Linked DNA regions of Homo sapiens: region 1 is linked to region 2. Evidence: read pairs that join two places in POLR2A ChIA-PET (ENCODE). Cell type or tissue: IMR-90. All regions are shown on one strand. Links, peaks and the distances in the headings refer to the core of each region. The heading gives the core; the rest is flanking DNA. Region 1 overlaps ANKRD11 (ankyrin repeat domain containing 11). Region 2 overlaps ANKRD11 (ankyrin repeat domain containing 11).

Region 1 (8,297 bases), core at 1-8,000, 160 kb after region 2:
TGGTGCGTGCCTGTAATTCCGGGAGACTGAGGCATGAGAATCATTTGAACCCGGGAGACAGAGGTTGCAGTAAGCCAAGATTGCACCACTGCACTCCAGCCTGGGGACAAAATTTAAAAAAAAACCTTAGGGATATGTATAAAAATATTCACTGGAACAAAACTGGAAACTCACTCAGAGGCCCATCAGTAATTCAGTGACTCACCGGAGTTTGGAACATCCAAAGGGTATTATATGATTCCATGTAACAATTTACACTGGTGATGTCTGAGCTGCCGAGTAAAAGCTATGAGGCCCATTGAGGAGGATTGTGAATCCATCCTGAGCTTCGAAAACGATTTCATACATATATATATGTTGAGAAAAATTTAGAGACAGACATGATCACACTGCAGCTCGCCAACATCGCAAAACCCCATCTCTACAAAAATCAGCTAGGCGTGGTAGCACTTGTAGTCCCAGCTACTCGGGAGGTTGAGGAGGGAGGATCCCTTGAGCCCCAGAGGTCAAGGCTGCAGTGAGTCATGATTGCACCACTGCACTCCAGCCTTGAGACGGTATCTAAAAAAGATTCTCTACACGGTTGCTTGTGACATACCAGTACTCCCTGGCCACGCTTCCATTTCTCCATTAGTTTCCAAAATATGTGCTACCCCAGTCCAGTCCCCTTATGTGCACTTTTAAATGGCATAGTTTCTACTAGAAATACAAGTGAAACTATCACTGGCCGTAAGTAATTGTAAAATGACAAAAGCAAAGCTGTTCGATTCTAATAAGCTGCAGTGGCTGCTGGAGGTGAGTCCCAGGCCCACCCAGAGCAGGGCAGGGCCCCCGGGCCAGGGTGAGCCCCAGGCCAGGGTAGAGGTGGCATAGACAGCGGTTATGGGGACAGACATGTAGCACAGCTGGCGCTACCGCCACGTGTAGTAACTAGATGCCAGGAGCGGGTACAGCTGGGCCTGGCCCATACCAGGGTAGGTTCACGGCCGTATCACGCCCTTGGCCCTGCTGGCAGCTGAGGTCGGCAGAGTCTGGGGCTCTCCCTTCACTCCTCCTCCCTCCTCTCCCCGCTGTGTGTCCCGCAGACTTGCCTCCTCATGCGGCAGCAGCACGAGGCCGCGGCCCTGAACGCCGTGCAGAGGATGGAGTGGCAGCTGAAGGTGCAGGAACTGGACCCCGCCGGGCACAAGTCCCTGTGCGTGAACGAGGTGCCCTCCTTCTACGTGCCCATGGTCGACGTCAACGACGACTTTGTATTGTTGCCGGCATGACACCGCGGGACGGCCGCAGGACGCAGGCGAGGGCCGCACGGCTGCCCAGGACTGCTGCTGAGCCCCAGGGGCGGAGGAGGGAGCGCCCTGTCCACCCGGGCGGGGAGAGACCCCGAGAGAGACTGCACTTGGCCACAGCGCCTCCATCCCTTCCAGACTGGTCCAGACGTCGGGGAGGTGAAACACGTCTCTTCTCTACCAGCTGCCGCGGCGGGGGCAAAGCCCCCAGAGCCTCACTGGCCCCGGCGGGATGAGGAGACCATGCCGGGCGCGCACACACGGCAGCTTCTGTTTGAAAACGGCGACCTTCGGGCCCTTTTCTCCAGCAACTGCAGAGGCATTTCAGGAGTTGGAGAACGGAGTACATTTTTAAAATTTTTTGTTCCATTCTGATCAACTAAAGAAAATTAAGGTGTCCACCTCTCACAAACAGTGACCTGCAGGTCGGAGGGGCAGGAGCCCCATCCCAGCCGTGGTTCTGTTGCCGCCGAGCTGCGACGGCCTCAGACTGGGCTTCAGACCTGGTGCGGAGCCAGGCGGAGGGACACAGAGCCAGGACTCCCAGCCGTATTGAAATGGAGTCAAATCCGCGTGGTTTGTATCTTCTTTCCTTTAATCTTGGGCATTTTGTTTCTCTTTCTGAGAACGTAACTTGAAACACTACAGAGCCAATAATCATATAAAAAGTGTATCCGTAAACGCTGTACAGTTTTATATACCTTCACAATGTACTTTTGCTGCCTTCTAGATAATTTATTTTGCAACACATTACTGCACAGTTGTAAATAACTTATGTACTGTAACATCACTTTCAGTTATGTGTAAAGAAATAAATAAATTAATTAAAATGCTCTTTGTACAGTGCGTCCCTCCAGGAGAGGGGCTGTGTGTGGGACTGACACAGTGTCGCCCCTCTCGACGACCTTCTTACTCCCAGGACAGACGTGGTGGCTCACGCCTGTAATCCCAGCACTGTGGGAGGCCGAGGCGGGAGTCTGAGACCAGCCTGCCCAACATGGCAAAATCCCCTCTCTACTAAAAATACCAAAAATTAGCTGGGTGTGGTGGCGCGCGCCTGTAGTCCCAGCTACTCCGGAGGCTGAGGCAGGAGAATCGTTTGAACCCAGGAGGTGGAGGCTGCTGTGAGCTGAGATCACGCCACCCTACTCCACAGCAGACTCTGTCTGAAAAAAAAGAAAACCTTTTTCCTACCAAGTTGTTAGCTTTTAATTTTGAAACAAATTATCTGTTCCCCTCGTCCTCTGCCTTTGCACAGACCGGGAATGCTGTGGAATTACTGCCTCTTGTAGGAGCTGGAGAGAAACAGGAGCATCACTCCCCACGGATCTGAGCACTGCAGCCGTGGCCAGACCCCGTGGCCAGCTGTGCACGCCCCTGAGCTTCAGCTTGTGGCTGGCTGGCTTGTGCCCCTGCCCACAGTTCCCTGGCAGCTGCAGCTGGTGAGGGTCCGCGCTTTGAGAGCCCTGTCCTGGCTGGAAGGCAGCTCAGGCAAGCATGGAGATGCGAGGCCTCTGCTCAGAGGATCTTGGCACAGAGGATGCCTGCCAGGACCCTCCAGCCAGTGTGGCTCCAGGAGACTGTTGGCCCCCGGCGTGACAGGAGGGTGAGCTGATGGAGGCGCCTCACCCTTTTCCTTCTGAGCTGTCTGTCCCCTGTACCTGGGTGCTGGGGAGGGAGTGGCAGCTACAGAAACAACCCCCACAGAAGAGCAGACACTGCCCGTGCATCAGAATCAACAGGGTCCTGGTCACTGGGTCCCCTGCGGAGGAGCCCGACCTGGGAGGGTCCCTGAGCCCTGCCAGGCTGAGCCAGTGGCGGGGGCAGTGGCTTCATTCCCCCAAAGGCTGCTGTGAGCTCCCTCGCCAGCTGGGCCCCTGCGTGGGGTTGGGGGTAGGCGTGGGGCCATGCCCCCTCTCCTGTCTTCGATCTGTGAACAGAACTTTTGTGGATTCCCTCCTGTTCCCTTCAGGGCTGAGCCTGAGCAAAGGCAGGGTTGTCCACCTCATTTACGGGCTTGGGGTGGGGGTGTGGAGAAGCCAGAAGGTTCCAGTCTATTTTTCTGGGTTCGGATTAGCTGTGGTTTGTTTTGGGGGCTTCGTGGGTTTTTGGGGGTTTTTTGCTTGCTTTTGAGATGGAGTCTTGCTCTGACCCCCAGGCTGGATGGAGCACAGTGGCGCAATCTCAGCTCACTGCAGCCTCCACCTCCTGGGTTCAATTCTCCTGCCTCAGCCTCCCGAGTAGCTGGGACTACAGGCGCCTGCCACCACACCCGGCTAGTTTTTGTATTTTTAGTAGAGACGGGGTTTCACCATCTTGGCCAGGCTTTTTGTTTTCTCCACACCCCCTCAATCACAGAACTTTGGTCACAGTAAAACTTCCTTTAAGCCCTGCCTTAAAAGAAAAACCTGAGTCAGCCTGTGTCACACAGAGCACGCTGCAGTTCCAGCCCACAGTGGTGACGACGTCCCGGCCACCATGCTGTGCCTCCCTGTCTCGGGTGCCCACGAGGGGTGTCAGGCGAGAGCAGCTCCCTTCCGGCCCCCACCCTGGTCTGCTGGAGTCTCGGCTCCCGTGCACCTGCCAGAGATGCCGCACATGCGACTCCCAAACAGCCTCCTGCCATAGGGGACGAGAGACAGCCTGCCGCCCCTCAGAGAGACTTGTGAATAAACACTGAGAAACGTCAGAGTACCCAGAACCGCAGGAGCCTGCGTGCCAGCCTGGAGACCCTGCTGCCCGGGGCCACCCATGTGGGCTTCAGACCGCTCTCGGGAGTCTCTGGCTGGAGCTGGAGGAAGATGGCGTAACCCCACTCGCTCAACTACATCCATGGACCCCAGCGCTACCCAGCTCCTGCCTGGGAGCCCGGGCTCTGGAGCAGGCTGGCTCTGAGGGTCCACCACCTGTAACTCAAGCCTTCCTGATGCCTTCCCTTCCGGAGGCTCTGAGGACTGCCATTAGCAAAAAAAAAAACAAAAAACAAACAAACCCAAAGCACAGAGCAGGTGAGTGCTCGGACCCTAGGCACTTCAGGGAAGCCAGCACCCCTCCCTGGCACAGGGTCCCCCTCTCAGGGAAGCTGGCGCCCCTCCCCGACACAGGGTTCCCCCTCAGGGAAGCCGGTGCCCCTCCCCAGCCGAGGGTCCCCCTCTTAGGGAAGCTGGCACCCCTTTCTGGCACAGGGTCCCCCTCTCAGGGAAGCTGACACCTTGCCAAGGCGTAAGGCCCCAGGCTTCAACAGAAAAAGGAAAGAAATATGGCGGCTTTTGCTGCTGTAGAAGAGAAGCTGGTGGCTTTTGTAAAACCTGGAAGGAGGTGAGAGGTTTTTGTGGAAAGCCCGTGAGCCGTCAGCTCCCCGCACAGAGAGCGCCTGCTCTGCCCAGGAGACCGTGCAGCATCTGGCAAGACAGGTCTCCATTCAGGGGTCGCCATTTCCAAGCGGCAGCTGGGCCTGGGCCTGAGCCTGGCAGGAGGGGAAGGGCCCCAGCACGTGGAGCCGCACACAACCTCCACCCACCTCCCCCCACACCAGGGAGCTGCTTTCCTCCTTCCCGCTGGGGGACAGCGAAGACAGTCTCACAGGAGAGTAGAAGGAACTGGGCCCAGCTTGGCTCTGTTGGAAAGCAGAATGAAATACTGAAGCTAGAGAGAGGGACCCACAGGCAGTGAGAAGGCAGCCGTGGCATCAGCAAGAGCTCAGCTGTGGCATCAGCAAGAGCTCAGGGACGAGGTGCAAGTTGTACACCACAGCTGGGGGAGTGCAGTGGTATAAACCCCAAAAGCCCCATTACTGGGCACAGAACGTCACTCACATCTGAAATTACCTGTGATAAACTGGAAACATGGCTCACACCTGTGGTCCCAGCTGCTTGGGAGGCTGCAGCAGGAGGATCACTTGAGTCCAGGAGCTCACGGCGGTAGTGCACCGTGAGTGAGCCTGCGAACAGCCATTGCCTTCCCACCTGGGCAGCTCAGCAAGATCCTGTCTCTAAAACCAAAAATCAGGCTGGGTGTAGTATTTCACACCTATAATCACAACAGGAAGCCAAGGCAGGAGGATGCTTGAGCCCAGGAGTTCATGTCCAGCCTGGACAACATAATGAGACCCTGTCTCAACAACAACAACAAAGAACAGGCATGGTGGAGCGCGTCTGCGGTCCCAGGTACTCGGGAGGCTGAGGCGGGAGGATCGCCTGAGCCCAGGAGGCTGAGGCTGCGGTGAGCTGTGATGGTTGCTCCAGCCTGGGGGACAGAGCAAGACTCTGTCTTCAAAAAAAAAAAAAAAAAAAAGATACCAGCCGGGTGTGGTGGCTCACGCCTGTAATCCCAGCACTTTGGGAGGCTGAGGCAGGTGGATCACGAGGTCAGGAGTTCAAGACCAGCCTGGCCAACATGGAGAAACCCTGTCTGTACTAAAAATATAAAATTAGCTGGGTGTGGTGGCACAAGTCTGTAATGCCAGCTACTCAGGAGGCTGAGGCAGGAGAATCGCTTGAACCCGGGAGGCGGGGAGGGAGGTTGCAGTGAGCCGAGTTCGTGCCACTGGACTCCAGGCTGGGCCAGAAGAGCGAAACTCCGTCTCCAAAAAGAAAGAAAAAGGAAAGATACCAAGTTAAAATCGCAGCAGCCAGAGCCATTTACCCTGCAGTCAAGACCCCCACAATTAAGAAAAGGGGAAATAAATGACAATTCAAAGCAGCTACATAGAGACTGATTATGTCCCAGGTCAGAACCTCTGAGGGGGTGAGCTGATATGACAGAAAGGACGCAGGACTTCCAGGGTAGCAAGTCCCTCTGAAAATCCCTCCTCGAGAAAAGCAATGACACCACTAGGGAAAAAATTGTCAAAATTAACTTTTTCAGAACTCTGGAAATTATTAACTAAGGCTTGTAATAATTTAATGAATGTTTATTAAAGAAAAACAGCCGAGGCTTGGCATGGTGGCTCATGCCTGTAATCCCAGCACTTTGGGAGGCCGAGGTGGGTGGATCACCTGAGGTCAGGAGTTCAAGACCAGCCTGGCCAACATGGTAAAACCTCGTCTCTACTACAAATACAAACAGTAGCTGGGCATGATGGCACATGCCTGTAATCCCAACTACTTGGGAGGTTGAGGCAGGAGAATTGCTTGAACCTGGGAGGCGGAGGTTGCAGTGAGCCAAGATTGCACCAGTACACTCCAGCCTGGCTGACAGAGCAAGACTCCGTCTCCAAAAAGAAAAAGTAAAAAGAAAAACAGCTGAATATTGGTACAGAGAGCTTTGTCATTTTAACTTGCCGTGTTTCATTCTCCTTACTCCAACTCTCTGGTGCTTTGAAAACTAGCAGCCCAGAGAGGCAGGCTCAGTATGAGCCCCCAAAAGTCCCACCCCAGAGAGAGCTGTTGCCATCTTGATGGGGACAGGAGGTAGAGAAATTCTAGGCAGACAGGGGCAGGTTCCTGGTGAAGCCCCACCCTCAAGCTGAAATGCCTGAGACCATGGCCCACCTTGAGAACTGCCATCCCTGCTTTCCTGCCCTCATGTTGCCTGTTCCTAAACCACCATGGTCCCACCCTGCCCCCCGCCATCCTGTGTCTATAAAGGCCCCAGACTCAGCCAGCAGAGAGGAGAAGCAGCTGGATGTTAAGGGACAGCTTGACGGTGTCACTTCAGAGAAGAATCCATCTGCAGACACAGATGTGGCCAGACTTCAGGGGAAGATTACCTTCCCGCCCCATCCCCTTTCCAGCTCCCCTTCCTGCTGACAGCCACTTTCATCAGCAATAAAATCCCCCACATTTACCATCCTTCAATTCGTTTGCGTAACCTCATTTTTCCTGGATGCCAGACGAGCTCTAGAGCCACAGGTGGATACAAAAGGCGGTCACACCGGCCCTTTGCCTCTCACCGGCAGCCTCACGCGAAAAGGCAGAGGGTCCACTGAGCTGTTAACACTTCAGCTGTCTGTGGACGGCAGAGCTAAAGGAGCCCCGTAACACGCCCTCTGGGGCTTTGGGGGGCACAGGTACCCCGGCCCTGGATGCTGCACGGGGCCTGCACAGAGTTCACTGCTGCCGGCACCCAAAAGCACCTGCTCCAGCTCCTGCACCTGCTCACCCTCCTGCAAGGGGTGGAGCACAGAGGGTCCAAGTGAGTGGAGTTTGAACCCACCGGTGCCTAAACAGCCGGCCAGTTCCAGCGATCCTGCACTCCAGTCCTGCCTCATTGGCCCACACACTCCCTCCGCGAGGGGTTGAGGGCGGCAGGCTGAGTAAACCAGGCACCCCATTACGACTCCGGTGAAACAGCCTGCTTCAATCTCACCTCTGGCAGCTCCCTGGAAAGCATTCATAGGCCTGTGATATCTGGCCTGCCCTGCAGTTCGCTCAGTGAGAAAAGCCCCCTTTCCACAGCATTGGTCAGAAACAATCAGTGGCACCGTTTAACCACACAGCTGTCCAAGGCACTACCCACTGGGGCAGCCGGCACCTGCCCAGAAAGGACGAGGTGAGGAACGAGGCGCCTGTGGGGACCCGGGCAGCACTGACATTTTCCTGGGGACACGGAAAGCCCTGGGCACGTGTGGGTCTGTACGCACGGCCAGGAAGGGACAGAACATTCTCTGATCTCCCCTTGGCTGATTGAGGCCTTGTGCAAACAGAAAGCGAAAGCTACAGCAGAGCTGGAAACTGCTGGAAAAGCCTCCCAGCCAGGGAAAAAAGACTCACTGAATCGAGGCATTTAAGGAAACTGTACAGTACAGAGCGTTCACTGGTCACACAGCAAAGGGAGTAGAGAATTAGTCCAGAAAAGTCACTAAACACACAGAAGCAGCAACCAAACCACAAAGTAACAAAACCTGGGGGATAAGAACAACTGGTCTCATCATGTTGCTTTAAATGTCTACTTTTCAGCAAAAAAAAGCAGAGAAACAAAATATCACCCATAAATGGGGGGAAAAGCCATCAATAGATACCATCCTTGGGGAAGCCCAGATGCTGAACTTACTAAAGACTTTTTTTC
Region 2 (8,327 bases), core at 86-8,085:
ACTGAAGTGAAACAGCCGCTTCCCGGATTTCTCCGTCTTTTCTGTTTCCCAGTGTCCATGACGCCGATCATAAAATGGTGAGGCCAACAGTGAGCTCAAGACAAGTAGATCACAGTATATTCATGTTTCCTTTTGAGTTTTGCCATTAGACTGTGATGCTGATTTGGAATTCTGTGGGTTTACTAAGAGCTAGAAATAAATTGGTCATCTATATGCGCCTGATTTAGGCTTTCTGAAAGGTTGGTCTTATGTCTTCATTGGTCAGGATTTCAGATTTGTGTGTGTGTGTGTGTGTGTGTGTGTGTGTGTGTGTGATGTTTAAGTGACCATCAGAGCCTCTTGTTCCCTTTCAAGGCTTGTTTTAGTGAAGCCACGCAGGGAGTTGGTGTTTGTTGCTCAGGGAGCTTGTGAACTCGGCCGGCGCTGGTTGGGGTCTTGTGGAGCCGGGCCTCCTGCGGGAGGGAGGCAGGTATTGCACAGTCCAGCACTGTCCTTCCTCCACCTTCTCCTGTGTGTTATTGGGGCTGTTTTCACTGTTGGCTTTTGTGTCACTTTCTCTAGTTTGATTTCATGCCTTTGTCCTCCTCTAATTTTCAGGTATTTCCCAGTTTCTGATCTACAGCTTCCTTTGTTTTTTTTGTTATAGCTGTGTATCTGTTTACTTTCAAACACGAATTGTTTTTGCCATTCCCCTGGATCCGGTGAGGAAGGGAAGGTTTTGGCAGGAGTCGGATGCCTCCTCTGAGGACTGAAGGTTCTCCTGCCTTCCATAGTTGGCTTTTGTTCTTTAGCAGAGGAGTTTGATTCCTATCAGGGCAGGCATTATGGAAAGGGAAGAACGGTTGTGTGAAATCGTTCCCCCTTGTTCTCGTTCTGCATTCATCCACTTTGCACCTTTTTCTGCTAAATGGTATAAAGAGAATTGTTTGGGAACATTCATTTTGTTTCCTGTTTCGTTTTTTCCTGTAGTAAAAAGAAACATTTGCACTGAAGAAGGAAGCCTGGTTTTCCTTCTAGTTCCTCCTCAGGCTCACCTCAGTTCTGAAGTTTGCGTAGTTGCCTTTATTCCCTGGAGCCTTCTCTTTCACTTTAAATCAGAGAAAACGAAATGAATAGCACCCCACCCTTAAAAAAGAAACACCAGAAACAGGAAACAAATAACTGCACCTTCTCTGCCCCCAGCCCGAAAAAATCGAAATAACCGGCCCACCTTGTCCGCCCCCAACCTGAAAAAACGAAGGAGACCGACCGAGGTCAGGAGAATGGTTTGATCAGAGTGGATAGGTGACCTGTCTGCACCAGCTGGCCTTGGGATTGTGGGGCTCCTGGCACCATTGTGGGAGTGGAATCCAATTGGCTGTGTCTTTTTTTGATTGAGAACTAAAATGAGATGAGGCTGGATGGTAGGTCTTTAGTGTTCCCTTTAAGTCCTCTAAAGTTACATTGTAAGATTTTTAAGCCATAATAATAGCAGATTCATGTCCATGTTTTCCATTTCCAGTTTCAAGACTGATCGTGGTGAAGAGTGTGGGCACTGGAGCCAGCCAGCCTGGTTTCAGGTCTTGGCCCCACCATTTAAAATGTGACCTTGACTAAATTTCTCACACTTCTAGGGCCTCAGTTTTCTCATGTGCAAAGGGGAGATAATAATGATACCTACTCTGTGGGATTATTGTGAGGATAAAGTGAGTTGGTGCTAGATAAAACCATATGAAATTGTCAATATTGGACTCTTTCTTTTTTGGACTTTTTTTTTTTTTTTAAATAGTTTGAGCTTGTGTTTTGTTGTAAGAAATCCTTGAGAGCCCTTTGTACACTTCGGCCAGTCTCCTCCTCTCTTCGAATGGTAACACATTGGAGAACTGTGGCCTTAATAGAACGTCACAGCCAGGATGTGGACACGGTATCGCTGACCGGTCTTACTCAGGTTGCCTGAAGTTTACTTGTACGTGTGTGTTAGAGAGAGAGATTGATTGATTTGAGTTCTGTGCGTGTTCACCACTGGGGGCCCCCGTCCCTGCCGTGTTGCGGTGCTGAATAGTTCCATAATCGCAAGGATCGGCCCTTTGCCCTTTTCTAGCCACATTTGCCCCTTCCAGCCCATCTCCCCACCCTGGTCCCTAACCCCTGAGAACCACTGATTTGTCCTCCATTTGAAAAATTTGTCATAAGAGTGTCATATAAATGGAGTCGTAGAAATGTAACCTTTTCGATTGGCCTTTTTGCTCAGCGTAATGTTCGCTCTGTTTTGTTGCTGAGTGGTCTCCGTGGTGTGGGTGGACTCAGCTTATTTATCCATGGTGAGAAACACACATTCACCCGTCCACACCCAAAGACTGGGCTTGGAGACACACAGAACAGCAGAAATGAGACTTTTTTCTTTCTCTCTCTTTTTTTTTTTTGAGACAGAGTTTTGCTCTTGTCACCCAGCCTGGAGTGCAGAGGTGTGATCTTGGCTTGCTGCAACCTCCGTCTCCTGGGTTCAAGTGATTCTCCTGCTTCAGTCTCCCGAGTAGCTGGGATTACAGGCATGCGCCACCACGCCTGGCTAATTTTGTATTTTTAGTACAGACGGGGTTTCTCCATGTTGGCCACGCTGGTCTCGAACTCCCAACCTCAGGTGATCTGCCTGACTCAAAGTGCTGGGATTATAGGTGTGAGCCACTGCGCCCAGCCAGGAAGCAAGATTTTTAATGGCAGTCTTGCAAGATCAGGTGCCTGGTAGGCAGGTACACCCGGGGCAGTCACAGCAGGTAGTTTATCTCCTCTAATGCAAGTCCCTCCCCCAGTTCCTCACTGGTCGAGTACTATGGGGTTACAATCTTCCCGGAGGTCGCCTGAGTTTCATTATCCCGTTGTACGCCGTCCCCTTACCCGCTTACAAGGTTGTACCCTGTCCTCTTACCCGCTTAAGTTTTGATTTCCCAATACTGAAACTTTCTTCCCATTTATGGGCTGACCCCTCTTCTACATTTTGTTCGCTTATTGTGACCTTCTAGGTGCACGAGCCGTGCGGTTTGTTACATCCGCAGGCTGGCTGCCATTGCGTAGATTTATCATGCCTGGAAAACGGACCATTTAAAACGTTTTCTTACACCATCGAAGCACATCTGGGCTGATTCCAGTTTCTGGTGCTTATGAATAAAACAGCTGTGAACAACTGAGTGGAGTTTATTGGACCATTTTTGACCTCTAGTAATGGTGGGCTCACATGTTTGAGTTGAGTTGGGTCAGGTGCTGAGTGCCTGCTGCTGCAGGCACCACCTTGTGCTTTCAGGTTAACTCTAACCACACATCTCATGCCTTCTCTGTGCATGTATTTGAAGTTACTGAAAAAGTATTTGTCAAGAAAGCCACAGCTCCGCACTAGTCTCTTAAAACCCATCCGTATGCTCCTGTACTCATGAAAGGAATGCACTGCGGGCCGTTCTGTGGGAAGCAGGGAAAAGACAGACCTGGCCCTGAGACAGGCTGGTGTGACTGCCGTTCGGAGCCCAGGGTTAATGGTGCTGGTTAGTCAGCCAGTGTCGGGGGCAGATGCCCATCGTCAGTGGCTCCCCTGTGGACCCTCCCACCCAGCCTAACGCGAATGAAAATCATTGTTTGCATAAGGTCATAGCTCTGGCTAGCAGCGTTTTGAGACCAAGGCCAGTGTAGGGACCTGTCTTTGCTAACATGGACTCCTGGGCTCTGAGGGTGTTGGGAAGGTGGCTCACGGGAGGGAGCTGAGGGGCCTGAGCTCACAGCTGTGAAACCACCGTGGCCCTTGGTTGTCTGAAGGAGCAGCGGTGTGGGGCAGCCACAGGCCTCGTGGTTTTTCTCTGCTGTCAGTTGGGGTTAGTCAGTGTGGACAGAAAGAATTGCTCATCTTAGCGGATTGAAGACTATGGTTAGCAAGCAGTTGTAGATCTCCTGATTGAAAAAAGTGATTATTGATGTGCTTTGATATAAAGAAAGAAAAAAAGAAAAAAGTGATTAAAGTGGGAGTGAATTAAACATTAATACAGTTGTGTCAGTCAGAGTCTCCTGAAACTTGTGATTCTCTTAGGGGAGAAAAGGGAGACTGTAATAAAAACATGAGCAATCTTGAACTTCCGTTCCTTTCCAAAAATAAGCATCAGGTCTGCCCAGCTTCCTTCCCAGGGAGGCTGTGATTCTGTTTCGGACGGTGCTCGTGGCTGTGACTGTTCGTCGAGAGCAGTGAGTAAAGCAGCTCTCATGCAACAAAGCGAGGGGAGAGCCCAGGGCGTTGAAAGAGGTGGGGTGCGATTGGGTCAGCGCGAATATCGTGTTATTACTTGACATATTGAAAAGTGTGTTTATTACTGACCCATAGTCGCACCTGTTAGTGGAGTCCGGTAGGATGCCTCAGTCCGTGGATGCCTTGTTTACCGATGAGACCAGGGTGGTTACTGTGTCCATCCCCTCAAATACCACTTCTTTTTGGTGATAACATCCAAGATCCTTTTTTTTAAAATTGCTTTTTTTAAAAGAAAAATTCTGTAAAAAAATTCTTTTAATGGTTTGGATATTCTTAGGGTCTCAGTCGCTCGCCCAGGTGGAGTGCAGTGGTGCCACCCTAACTGACTGCAGCCTTGAGCTTCTGTGCGGAAGTGATCCTCCCACCTCGGCCTCTTAAAGTTCTGGGATTATAGGTTTGGCCTAGAGCTCTTTCTTCTTAGGTAACTTTAACTTTTTACCCGTTGATTGTATTAAATAATTTTCTTTCCCTATCCCTAACGTGGCAAATAACCCACTTAAAGGGGTTGATGAGAGTAAGGAGTCCAGAGTGGTAAGAGCATTTAAAACCTCACATTGCTCCACCATTCAGAGAGAGCCGCCATTAGTACCTCCTGGGTTTCCTAACACAGAATGCGTGTAGCCGACTCCTTAGCACCTGGGTTATCATCTTGTCCTGTTGCCATTTCCATAGGTAGAAGCAACTCCCTGTTGTTTTAACTGGATTCTGGTTTTGGTTACCCCCACCCCTGCCCCAAGACATGGATGGGCAGTGGTCCTGTCATCACACACTGACCCTTCGTGTCTCACCCCCACCCCCAGACATGGACGGGTGATGGTCCCATCCCTGACTCCGTCATCACACACCGACCCTTCGTGTCTCACCCCCACCCCCAGACGTGGACGGGTGATGGTCCCATCCCTGACTCCGTCATCACACACCGACCCTTCGTGTCTCACCCCCGCCCCCAGACATGGACGGGTGATGGTCCCATCCCTGACTCCGTCATCACACACCGACCCTTCGTGTCTCACCCCCGCCCCCAGACATGGACGGGTGATGGTCCCATCCCTGACTCCGTCACCACACACCGACCCTTCGTGTCTCAGCCCCACCCCCAGACATGGACGGGTGATGGTCCCATCCCTGACTCCGTCATCACACACCGACCCTTCGTGTCTCACCCCCGCCCCCAGACATGGACGGGTGATGGTCCCATCCCTGACTCCGTCATCACACACCGACCCTTCGTGTCTCACCCCCACCCCCAGACATGGACGGGTGATGGTCCCATCCCTGACTCCGTCATCACACACCGACCCTTCGTGTCTCACCCCCACCCCCAGACATGGACGGGTGATGGTCCCATCCCTGACTCCGTCATCACACACCGACCCTTCGTGTCTCACCCCCACCCCCAGACATGGACGGGTGATGGTCCCATCCCTGACTCCGTCATCACACACTGACCCTTCGTGTCTCAGCCCCACCCCCAGACATGGATGGGTGATGGTCCCATCCCTGACTCCCTGACTCCGTCATCACACACTGACCCTTCATGTCTCCATGGTCTCTGTCTGCACTCAGCCTCCACAGGCCTGTTGATTCCTGAGTTGCTGTAGGCAGGAGCTGACAGTAAGAAGTGTAGCCTGGTGCTTTTCTGTTTGACAACATAGCTTGTTTATAGTCGTGGTGGTGGTTTTGATGTGAACATGTATTCTAAATGAAGCTTTTTTTCACACCTTAGAAAATGTCTTTACTTGGGAGGCTGAGGTGGGAGGACCCCTTGGGCCCAGGAGGTTGAGGCCGCAGTGAGCTGTGTTTGCACCACTCCATTCCCAGCCTTGGCAACACAGTGAGACCCTGTCTCTTAAGAAAAATCTGTAATGTTTATTCCAAATATTTTAGAGGCTCTGGATTGGTACTGTCTTCCAGAGATAATGGGATCAGTTACTGAGATTGTCTGTCAGTCAGAAAGAAAAGACCTTCAGACCAGAATTTTCTCTTCCCAACTTGCTTTCCATACCCTGTGGGACCCTAAGACAACAGAAAACTGAGTTTTGTTTCACTTTTAACTGATGTTTTTCACTTTCACCTGATTTGGGCCCAGTTTCTTCATACATGGGAAACAGCAGCTGCATTAAAGCAGCAGTTCTCACCGGCGTGTTTTGCCCTTTAGCGGACATCGTCTGGAGACATTTTTGGTTGCCAGGATTTGCTGGGTGGCCTTACTGGCATCTAGAAGACCGACGCTGCTCAACCCTGTTGGCGCGCTGAACCCAAATGCCAGTGGCAGTGAGCTTGCAAATCGTTGGACTCATGATGCTTTGAGTGCTCTCAGGACTCTGGAGGTCGATGCTGGGGTTCCTCGCTGGCTTCCTGCTGCTGATGCTCTTCCCCTCTCTGAGCTCTTTTACGGAAAGCTTCGTGGCACACTTGCTGCTTTTCACTGAAACCAGGCTGTGTGGTGACTAGAAGCTGCGTATTCACATTTATTTTTATTGATTGATGGATTGAGGCTGCTGTGCAGTGGTGTGAGTAGCTCCGGCTACAGGCGCACGCCACCATGCCCAGCTAATTTTTTGAATTTTTTGTAGAGATGGGGACTCGCCGTGTTGCCCAGGCTGGTCTCCAACTTCTGGGCTCAAGCAATCCGCCTGCCTCAGCCTCCTGAAGTGCTGGGATTACAGGCGTGAGCCAGCGCACCCATCACACACTTATTTTTAATGGTCCTTGAGGTTAATGGCAGCTTTGAACAATCCTGTCCAGGAGTGTAAGGAGGAAAAACCTCACTCCATCTTCCAGGAGTGTAAGGAGGAAAAACCTCACTCCATCTTTGCAAAACGCATGTGCCAGGAGTGTTGCTCAGGAAACACGCGATTCTCTCGGATGCTAAGTGCAGAGCCGGGGAACCCTGCACCAGCAAGCCCTGTCCTGGGAGCTGCCTTCAATCCTGTCTGTGCTTCCTTCCCTGGTTCTGCACACGGAAGTGTTTGGAGTTGGAGGAGAGCCTGATGTTTGGATGGGACTGAAGTAACATGGGTATAGATTTTTTTTCCCCCATTTAGACTGGTTTGTTTTATTCTTGGAGTCCCCAGAGCTCTTCAGGGAAATTATATAGTTTTATTCAGCTGCCTTTTTTTTTTTTTTTTAAGACGAGTTTCGCTCTGTCACCCAGGCTGGAGTGCAGTGGTGCAGTCTCAGCTCACTGCAACCTTTGCCTCGCAGATTCAAGTGATTCACCTGCCCCAGCCTCCCAAGTAGTTGGGGTTACAGGTACAAGCCACCACACCTGGTTAATTTTTTGTATTTTCAGTAGAGACGGGGTTTTGCCCTGTTGGCCAGGCTGGTCTTGAACTCATGACCTCAAGTGATCCGCCCACCTCGGCCTCCCAAAGTGCTGGGATTACAGGCGTGAGCCACCATGCATGGCTTTATTCAGCTTTTTAAAAAAATGGTACTGCAGTATAATCTTTTCCTCTTAAAATACTCAGTGGAAATGAAAACCACCTTATCTTTTTTTGCACCTTTTATGTAGTTTAAAACTTAATATGCTTCTTAAAGTTAAAATTAGCCTTTTAAGGCTGGGCATGGTGGCTGACGCCTGTAATCCTAACACTTTGGAAGGCCGAGGTGATTGGAACACCTGAGGTCAGGAGGTCCAGATCAGCCGGGGGTGGGTGGCGAGCGCCTGTAATCCCATCTACTCGGGAGGCTGAGGTAGGAGAATCGCTTGAACCCAGGAGGGGAGGTGGAGGTTGCAGTGAGCTGAGATCACGCCACTGCACTCCAGCCTGGGGGACAAGAGTGAAACTCTGTCTCCAAAAAAAAAAAAAAGGCCTTTTAAAAACTTAGCTTACTGGTAATGTTTTGTTTCTGTGGCGAGATTGCCCACTTGGGTTATTTGGTTTCTTACGTATAAAAAGCCCCAGAGCCTCTAAAATCTGGTTTTATGGTGATTTCACAAGATTGTATCAGTGTCATCTACTCTTTTTTGTGCTGGACTTTGGATTTACCTTTAAGTTGTTGCAATTGCTGCATTGTGACGTAAAGGTATTTGATGAATGAAGTTAAGTTTTGGCCTTGG

What was found. ChIA-PET counts read pairs that join two places held together with the same protein. Peaks named below come from ENCODE experiments on the same cell type or tissue, not always from the same donor. Only the 100,000 strongest peaks of a DNase experiment are listed, where the experiment ranks them.
Region 1: POLR2A ChIA-PET joins it to region 2 with 5 read pairs; 2 of 35 experiments call an interaction of 5 or more read pairs at or near these places.

The regions. Positions count from the first base shown.
Region 1 is chr16:89,261,452-89,269,748 of GRCh38, reverse strand. ANKRD11 (ankyrin repeat domain containing 11) reads left to right here. Exons shown (of 13, transcript NM_013275.6): 13 at 1,086-2,119. The coding sequence ends at 1,271. Among named protein-coding and RNA genes, the nearest start is that of ZNF778, 48 kb to the right of the region's middle. In IMR-90, for the core only: no CTCF peak of the experiment used is centred there; no DNase peak of the experiment used is centred there.
Region 2 is chr16:89,418,517-89,426,843 of GRCh38, reverse strand. All of the region lies in intron 1 of ANKRD11 (ankyrin repeat domain containing 11), which reads left to right. Among named protein-coding and RNA genes, the nearest start is that of ANKRD11, 68 kb to the left of the region's middle. RefSeq lists a silencer at 1,886-1,995 and enhancers at 3,427-3,526, 3,113-3,613, 6,270-6,769, 6,770-7,271. In IMR-90, for the core only: no CTCF peak of the experiment used is centred there; DNase peaks (open chromatin) are centred at 3,793 and 4,173; H3K27ac peaks cover 242 bases.